Regions from separate parts of the Homo sapiens genome. Here region 2 is linked to region 1. Evidence: read pairs that join two places in POLR2A ChIA-PET (ENCODE). Cell type or tissue: A673. All regions are shown on one strand. Each heading gives the region's core, and the rest is flanking DNA. Links, peaks and the distances in the headings are about the cores only.

The links. Peaks named below come from ENCODE experiments on the same cell type or tissue, not always from the same donor. Only the 100,000 strongest peaks of a DNase experiment are listed, where the experiment ranks them.
Region 2: POLR2A ChIA-PET joins it to region 1 with 7 read pairs; 3 of 35 experiments call an interaction of 5 or more read pairs at or near these places.

The regions. Positions count from the first base shown.
Region 1 is chr3:64,955,849-64,960,251 of GRCh38, reverse strand. All of the region lies in intron 4 of ADAMTS9-AS2 (ADAMTS9 antisense RNA 2), which reads right to left. The region is part of intron 1 of LOC105377124 (a long non-coding RNA gene); the gene reads left to right. Among named protein-coding and RNA genes, the nearest start is that of LINC02040, 220 kb to the left of the region's middle. RefSeq lists a silencer at 871-1,071. In A673, for the core only: no CTCF peak of the experiment used is centred there; a DNase peak (open chromatin) is centred at 2,531.
Region 2 is chr3:65,084,730-65,089,132 of GRCh38, reverse strand. No RefSeq gene overlaps it. Among named protein-coding and RNA genes, the nearest start is that of LINC02040, 88 kb to the left of the region's middle. In A673, for the core only: no CTCF peak of the experiment used is centred there; no DNase peak of the experiment used is centred there.

The sequences.
Region 1 (4,403 bases), core at 108-4,107:
ATTACTGGGACTAGCTTTCTGTGCTAGAGTTTTATACTGACAATAGCTTCTAGGGCTATAACATTTTCATTATAACTGCTCATGTTAACTGGCAAGCATTACATCATTGACAAGTCTCCAAATCAGAGTGACTGCTGAGTGTATCCATTCAACAAAAATATCATTGCATATTGTTTTGAAGAATAGCCTTAAGAGCAGAAGTGTATCTCATCTTACCAAATGCTTTCCCCATCTTTAACTAGTTATTCTTTCTGATAACCTTATGACAGAGTCCACTATGAACATGCCCACTTGAAAAAAGGAAGAAGAGAGAGGAAACATTCTACAGAAAGGGCTGTGTCAGAGGCTACCATGTTGCCAGTGTCATGTTCTGTTGGGAACAGCTGCCTTTCAATGATTTGCCTCTTTCAATGGTCAATTATGTTCCAGAATGGCTGATCAGATCAATAATAGTTCTTAAATTGCTGAGGAATCTGAGGCTGGGTTGACAGTTAAGAACATCCTCTCCTCCTCATTTCAGTCAAATCAATCAGCCACAGGCCTCCTACAAGGTAACAAAATTGGCAGGGCTGTGAGGTCTGATATTCCAATTGTCCTTCCAGGGAGGAAAATCATCCCTGGAGTCTCAGAGTCACAGACTCTTATAGTTTAAAAGAAATATCCAGTGGTTCTTAACCATATCTTGGATCATGGACTCCTGTGAATCCAACACAAGCCATGTATGGCATCTCTTTCCCCAAAAATACACATAAAATCTTCCTGTAATTAAAGCTCATTCATGAAACTCACCTTTGCTTTTTCAGATGATGAAATACAGACTCAAAAAGGTGAAGTTACATGCCCAGGTTCACATAACTTCCAACCAGGGCCCCCATCAAATTCTCTATTGATACCTCTTGAGAGGTCTGAGGTAATAAGGTCTTCTTTATCTGTTCTAGGAAACAGTACTCTGGTTCTATATAGTTCAGCTTCATTCATGCATTTAACAATATGTGTTGAGTCCTAGAGCCAGGCACTGTGCTAATTCATTCTTATCTTCCACAGCACTGGTCCCACAAACCAAAGAAGAATCAAAATGGCAGTCTTACATGTTGATTTTACTTGTTGGAAAAGTTACAGAGAATGCTGTTTTGCTGATTCTTTTTGTCAGATGAGGAAAATAGACCTCTAAAACAAGTCTAACTTGCCTTAGAATCCTTAATGTACCTCTGGTCCTTTTAGAATCAAACCCAATTCTCTGCCTGGTGTTAAAGACCCATTCATACATGTAAAATTTTATGTTCTGTCTCATCTTTCCAGATTCCTGTACTGAAAAACGCTTTGCTTAAGACACACATTCTACTCTGTACCAAATCATTTAAAAAAAAATCAGTACTATTCTTCATTCAAGTGATTCCCACCCAGAAATCACTATAGCTCTATCCCTCCTTCAAGGCCTGAGTCCTATTACCCTTTCTCTCTGAATCCTATCCTGATCACCTGACTCAAAATCTCCACCTCCCCTTTTCCTCATAATTCCTGTAGCTCATGTGACTATGTCCACTTGGAGGATAATGGTTGACAGTCCTGTTTTATTTCTTCATGCATATATGACTTAGCACCACTAAGAATGTCTATTGTTCATTATATACCCAACTTCCCTTGACAGATTGGTTCAAATGAAGTCTCATAAAAAATGGTCTCCCTTCAAAGGAGTCCCAGATTATTTCTATTTTTAGTAATTGATGATTAACAGAAAGCCCAGTCTATCCACATGTTGAAATCCTGGAGTCTGCCTTCAATGTGGATCCCTCGGCCAAGAATACGCTTCTCATTTTTATTTTCTTCCAGAGTCCAGAAAACCTTGGAAAGCTGCCTTAAGGGGTGATGGAATGAAAAACCAGACCAAACCAGGCAGACATGGGTTCTTCCCTAAATGAACATTCCATAAGCCCAACACAGAGCATCTTCCATTTCAGTGCTCAGCCCCCAAATGCCTCCTGGTTATAATTAAGTACTTCAAAGTTTTCCAAACACCCTTTTAGAAATCCGGTCCCAAATAAAAAATAATGTTCAATCAGATGTAAATCATCGCACAGCAGGGCAGGAGAGGCATGGGAAGTGGTCATCTGCACTTGGACTAATCAGCAAGTCTAGTCCCTTGATGAGGATTTTCATTTTCTCATTTGTCATTCTAGCCACTGAATTCTCAAGTGGCCAATTTGTTCCCTATTGGTAATCAGCTAGTTATTTTTCTTCTCATTTCTCTCTCTGGGATTGTTGGACTGTTTAGAGCAATTCATCACCCATTTGGGACTAATCCTTCTGTGGAGGGAAGTGGGGGAGGGAAGCTGTTATCCTAGAGAAGATAAAGTAGAAGACTATTTCCCCATTTATATTTGGTTGTTAAACAATGATTTCCCCAATGAGGTAAGTGAAATAATGACATAACTGCCTAAGAGTGAAACAATGAAAGCTTTAGGGGTAGGTGCCTTATGCAATGGAAAGTATCCCCAGCTGTGAAGTTTGTTACTCCGAAATGACTTGTTCTTAGATTGTCTTTACAACCCCCAAGGGAGCATCATCTTACATTCATTACCTAAGTTTGGAGGAAGCTGCATCTATGAAGATTATAAATGCAGAAAGAGAGTTTTAAATATGTATAATGCATTGGTGGAAGCAATTTTACCCCATCAAATAGGAAAAAGGTAGCCTTTGAAGGTTGTTTTGTCTGCAACAAGCAAGTTCAAACGTTCTTCCATTTGTTCTCGCCAAGTCTTCTCGATTACAGCATCTCACTTTGGTTTGCCTTTTGTCCTCTCTTTCTCCCTCCAGCAGTTGCTGTCTCTCTCTGTCTCCGATAAAATCATTTCCAAACGTTTTCAGGGATTCCATTTTTCTAAGTTCACGTCAGGTGCCATGGAAAGGTTGACCCCACCACTCATTGCAAACAAGTCTCTGGTGTCGGTGCATTTTCTAATTAGTGGGTGTCTAAGTTGATCTCTCAGATTTCCTTCCGTCCTTCTGAAGAACCTAATTTCAAACCCTCAAGGCTGACTGTGTTCACCAGAGCCAAAGGTTCACATTTCCGAAGTCCACGTTCAGCCTTAAGAAAGATGTTAGTGTGACACAAATTGGCATTTTCTTGGCAAGTTTTTTTGCTCACAGCAAATTCTTTATTCCTTGGAAGGAAGCTGAGAGTTGAAAACCCCTTCTAGCTATTTCCTTAGAGACACTCTGAATTCGGGCAGCAACGTGATCTGAATCTTGAAATGTTTATCTTCCTCCACCGTTTTTCATTTCTTGAATCCTTTCTTGTGTCCTTTATTCTTCATATAAACATCCACATATGTAACTTCACTTTTAGGTGGGTCTAGCTATAAGGAAAATCAAAGGAGACAGAGAAAGCACGTTTACACACCCCATATCGAGTGTTCTTGCTTTTCTTCTGCCAATTCCCTCCACGCATGGCTGTTTTCACAATGGGTGATATCACCCAACAGCTGTCTTGGACTGGAAACTAAAATGCTTGTAGAATTTCAGTTTTTTGTCTTACCTACTTAAATTTGTCCCTTTTCCAAAAACACTAAAAAAATAAAAAAAAAGAATAGTTGCCTTCAGTGGGAAATTATTCCTATAACTGAAAATAAGTTGTTTTATAACTTACTCTGCTAAGGTTTTGTTGTAATTGCCCCTAATTCTAAATTTGCTTTCGAGAATCATTAACTGTGATTATATGGACATGAGCTTTTATATTTGGTATTTGATAAAACAAGAAAATTGATTTTGTAAAAATCTGTTTTCCATCTGCAATTTGTGAGCAGGAAATGGGTGGAAAGAAGTAATGCGTTACCTGCCTGGTGTTCTCAGGCTGACCTAAACCAGAACTTCAATATCTCATGTACTGCCTATTGGTTGTTTAGCCTATGGATTTGCTGAACCCAGTGAGCAGAGATCTCTGTGCTTCATTCTAGGTAATTAATCTGGTTATTTACTGATGTCCCTCGACCTCCCTCCTCTGAAAACAGCAGGTTCCTTCATTATCATCAAAAATTGCTTCCTCACTAAAGTCTTGATTTCTGAGATTCTTATTAGGTTGGTGCAAAAGTAATCGTGGTTTTTGCCATTACTTTTAATACTTTTCTACCTGTTTTTCCATTGTCTTATCTTGGGTCCCATCCTCATTACAATATCTGTCCACTGACCCTTTCCCCTACTTTGAACATTATGTTATTCCCAAAAAAGTGTACTCATGACAGAGTGTGAAGATCTCCAATGAGTACCACTCCTGAAATCCACAGACTACCACTGTTTCACAGTGGGTACCTGCAGACATTGCTTACTGCTCCACAGATTTTCACAAGTTAAACAAATCTATTTAACCAGCACCTAGATCAAGGACAATTTCTGAATTTTTATAGCCG
Region 2 (4,403 bases), core at 292-4,291, 130 kb before region 1:
CTTATTATCTTCCAGACAGAATTCTTGGCAGTGGAGACTGAGCAATAAGAAACAGGCAAAATCCTTACCCACATGAAGCTTATATTTTGGTGGAAGGAGACAGAAAATAGACAAAATAAGTATTTTATAGTGGAAAATGATAAATGCTAAGTAGAGAAATTAAGTAGGAGGGGGCATGGACTACTTTTAAATAGCGACACCATTTAATATATTTCAAACCTAAAGCTTATTCAGGGACTGACACTGGGAATGCACTTGATATAAGTTCTTTTCCTTCCTCCTGAGGGAATCTCAGGGAGTTTCATCTAGCAAATATACAATCCATTTGTACCTTGGCCCCCAAATGCATAGATGTTCACAAATATCCTGGAATTAGTGTGTTCTTTCATAGGCTCCTGTCTCATGAAAGTCACTAAGTATGGAAATAAGTGCTTTAGCCTTGGAAATTCTATAAAGACCTCTTTTGGTTAAGAGCGGATGTTGAAATGGGTTTGGACATAAATGTTGTTTTTCTATCCAGAATAAGTTTGAAGATATATATGTGATGGTAAAACAGAGCTGCCAGATGAATTTTCTATTTGCTTAAAATCCGCCAGCAAAATTTACTAGTGAAGAAAAGCCCTGGTCATGATTCCTATATCTTCCCAATACCCTGAAAAAGAAAAACCAGAAAATCAATTGTTTAAGGCTCAAGTTTGCATACTTGCCTCCTAGAATTCAATTAAAAAAAAAAAAACAACTTAGAGCGACATAGAAGATGGCAAATATGGGCCTTATACACATATGCATACACACCCACATGTGCATACATACATACATATGTTCCAATTTTCAGCCTTTCCCCAACTGTAACAGTAAGAATTTCTAAGATCATTGGGACCATTTCAATATGACATATACTATCAACGTGAATTTGTCACTCAGGAAAGCGCTTGGACTAAAGTAAACTTTTCTACCATTTTTGGAAAAAATGGTCAAATGAACAGCATAGATAAGATAGCAGGAGGTATGCATAGCTTTTTAAAATCAAACTGTTTTAAAGTGATTGGTACAACCCAAGCACCAGCCCCTGGCCTATAAAGAATGTGCTAAGTGCAAATGATTTTTATCTCTTAGCAGCTCCAGTGGGACCTTGCAGTCCTTTTAAAGTCATTTGTTGTTAGTCTCTGTCTTGAAAGCAGCACGACTACGTGTCCTTAAAAAGTGTCCACACTTCAGGTTTTCCAGTGATTTCAAGTGGCCATCACCCCGTTATTCCTAATTAGTGAGATTTGCTACTTGTGGGCTTTACCGTAGCTGTATGTGAATGTCCTGCAAATGACTGGTCACAGATTTTTAACATCCACATTCCACCCCTCTTCAGGTGCTGGCTTTCAGCCTGCCTTGCCCTTTTGCCAGTTTTAAGAGTTAGGTAAGTAGGTTTAATTTCTGTTTCAATATCTCCAGCTGTTTTTGAATCATTAATTCTGCTTTTACTGCAGTAGATTTCCTATTCATTACAGAATAAAAATGAACATGCCTCGGGTATTTCACATTCTCCCAGCCTTCTTTTGTCAAAAAAAAAAAAAGCCCCTTCTGTACCTCCTAAAATTTAATGTATTCTCTAAGCTAATTTGTGTCCGGTGGTAATATGCTTCTGTTGCTAAAAATCAAGTTACTTCACAGATTTGACCCGTTTTATTTATTGAGCTCAAAATTTTCAAGCCCTTCCCAAAGAGGTCAATAATATGGACTGTACTGTGAACCATGCCAGAAAGTAATTCTGTGCTTTCATCGAGAACCATTTCCTCCCTAAGTTTCACATACTATTATATCATCCACCCAGGAACAATTAAATTCTTATGGAAAAACCTGGCCTTTCACTAGCGAGATGAGGAAAAAATAAGAGGCAGTTAGATTAATAGGAAAATAATGCTGTTGTTGAAGAGAAACTTGGTAAACTATATAGCAAGGGTCAAAAACTCAAGTCTTTCCAAGGGATTGGTCAGTGACTTAAAGGTTTCACCCAGTCCAGGCAAAAGATATCAGAGGCCAGTGGGCAAGGTTGCACACAGGAGACTGAGTGCTCCATTTGACTCATTCGAGTTCAACATTTAAAGGCACAATAACTAGCAGCAAGAGATGCAGGTTGAACAAATCACACCTGTGGGCCATTAGCTTAGAAAACCAGCTAACTTTTAATGACTTGGGCGAGGTTAAGGAATAGGCCATTTAGATAGCTGATATTATAGATAACCAACTCCTAAATGACTTTCCAAATCACTTGCATTTGTCTTTAAGGCTGGATATTATGCAACTTGTTATGCTGTTACTTGGTGTTAGTGTAAGGCTATTTCCAGAGCAGAGCAAAATGGCCTCTTGATGTCAGAAATTCATTCTACTTGATCTTGGAGGAAAGCTATCCAAATGCCAACCTGTGTACTACTCCTTTCTGCGTCTCACGGTTTTATAACCTAGCTCCACAAGCCCTCTTGTTCTGTAGCATTTAGCCTGACAACTCAAACCTTTGGAAAAAAAAAATCACATGTATGTGTACCTATGTACATATATCATTGTTCTCACAGATAATGCTGCACTTTCTATCCACATATGGATTTCAAAGAAATTGTCTCTTTCACAATACTTCCTTTCACTCTTGCCATGTATGTCTCTAGTAGACAAAAAGGTCATGAATCTGGAAAAATGCCCTTTCATAGACAAGAAATATATTCAGGCTTTTTTTTTTTTTTTTTTAACATGTATTGAAACCAGACCCAGGAAACTGGAGGCAACTTTAATCATCATGTCAATTAAATGGTAGGGTGTTATTGTCTGTATGAATGAGATGTGCTTCTTGAATTGATGAGTAAAAAATTCCTCTGTAGTGGTTCTCATCTTACCATTAGCACCTCCATCCCTTAGAGTGTCAATATTTTGTATATTACCTCTGATTCCTCAATAATATACTCAAGATAGCACACCCTGGCTTCACGTTTTGCTTTTCCTTTCAAGTCTATGTTGTCAAAACTTACCTGTCTGGTAGCATTATTAAGCTTTGATATGTGCCACGTACTATGCTTTGCATATATTAGCTCATTTAAAAATGTCTCAATTCAGTTACATGGAAATCAGTTCAAGAGATCTATTGTACAACATGGTGACTACAGTTAATAAAAATATATTATATTCTTGAAGATTGCTAAGAGGGTGAATGCTGTGTTCTCACCACAAAAATAACTATGAGAGCCAATAAAATGTGTTAATTAGCTAGAACTGGTCATTTCACAATGTATGTATACTTCAAAACATCATGGTGTACATGATAATTATATATCATTTTACCAACTTAAAAAACCAAAAAAGTTTAGTTAATAAAACAAAAAAATTAAAATATAAAGATGTTTCATTGTGAAATACACAAAAATACAAGTTATAGGAATGTTTTTGCCAAATGGTTAAAAAGTACATATCTAAATCCACTCAAAAACCTGCTCATAAATGTTTATGGCAGCTTTATTCATGATTGCCAAAACTTGGAAACAACTAAGATGTCCTTCAGTAAGTCAATTGATAAATAAACAATGGTACATCCAGGGAACAGAATATTATTCAGCAACAAAGAGAAATGAGCGATCGAGCCACAAAAAACCATGAAGGAATCTTAAATGCAAACTGCTAAATGAAAGAAGCCAATCTGGAAACGATACACACTATAGAATTCCAACTATATGACATTCTGGAAAAGGCAAAACCATGGGTTGGGGGAAGGGAGGGATGAATCGACAGAACACAGAGGATTTTAGGGGAGTGAAACTATTCTGTATGATACTATCATGGTGGATACATGTTGTTATACATTTGTCCAAACCCATAGAATGTACAACATGAGTGAACACTAACATATACTATGGACTTTGGGTGATAATGATGTATCAATGGAGGTTCATCAATTGCAACAAATGTACCAGTCCGGTGGAGGATGTTGACAGTGAGAACTGTTGGAATGAGGTGGGATAGGAGGTATACAGGAGCTCTGTATTTGTGCTCAATATTTCTGTGGACCTAAATCTGCTCTAAAAAGTAAAGGCTATTAAAACAACAACAACAACTTACCTGTCCTCTGTCCCATTCCATCAGATCCCACATGTGAATGGCTGTGGGTGGCTGAATGTTACCCATCCTAGAGAGTATGTTGATATTTTAAGGCAGGATGAGAGACACTTTCTGGCAGGCCTCATATTGTATCTATATAAGTTAGTAATTATTTTTCTTAAGCAGAGGATTATCTCCAAGAGATGTAAAATACAACATGATGAAGTCTTTCTCCCTCAACCAAATACCCCTTAGAGCAACAGTGCTCAAAGTATAGTCTCCATCCCAGCAGTATCAGCATCATCTGGGAACTGGTTAGAAATGCAAATTCT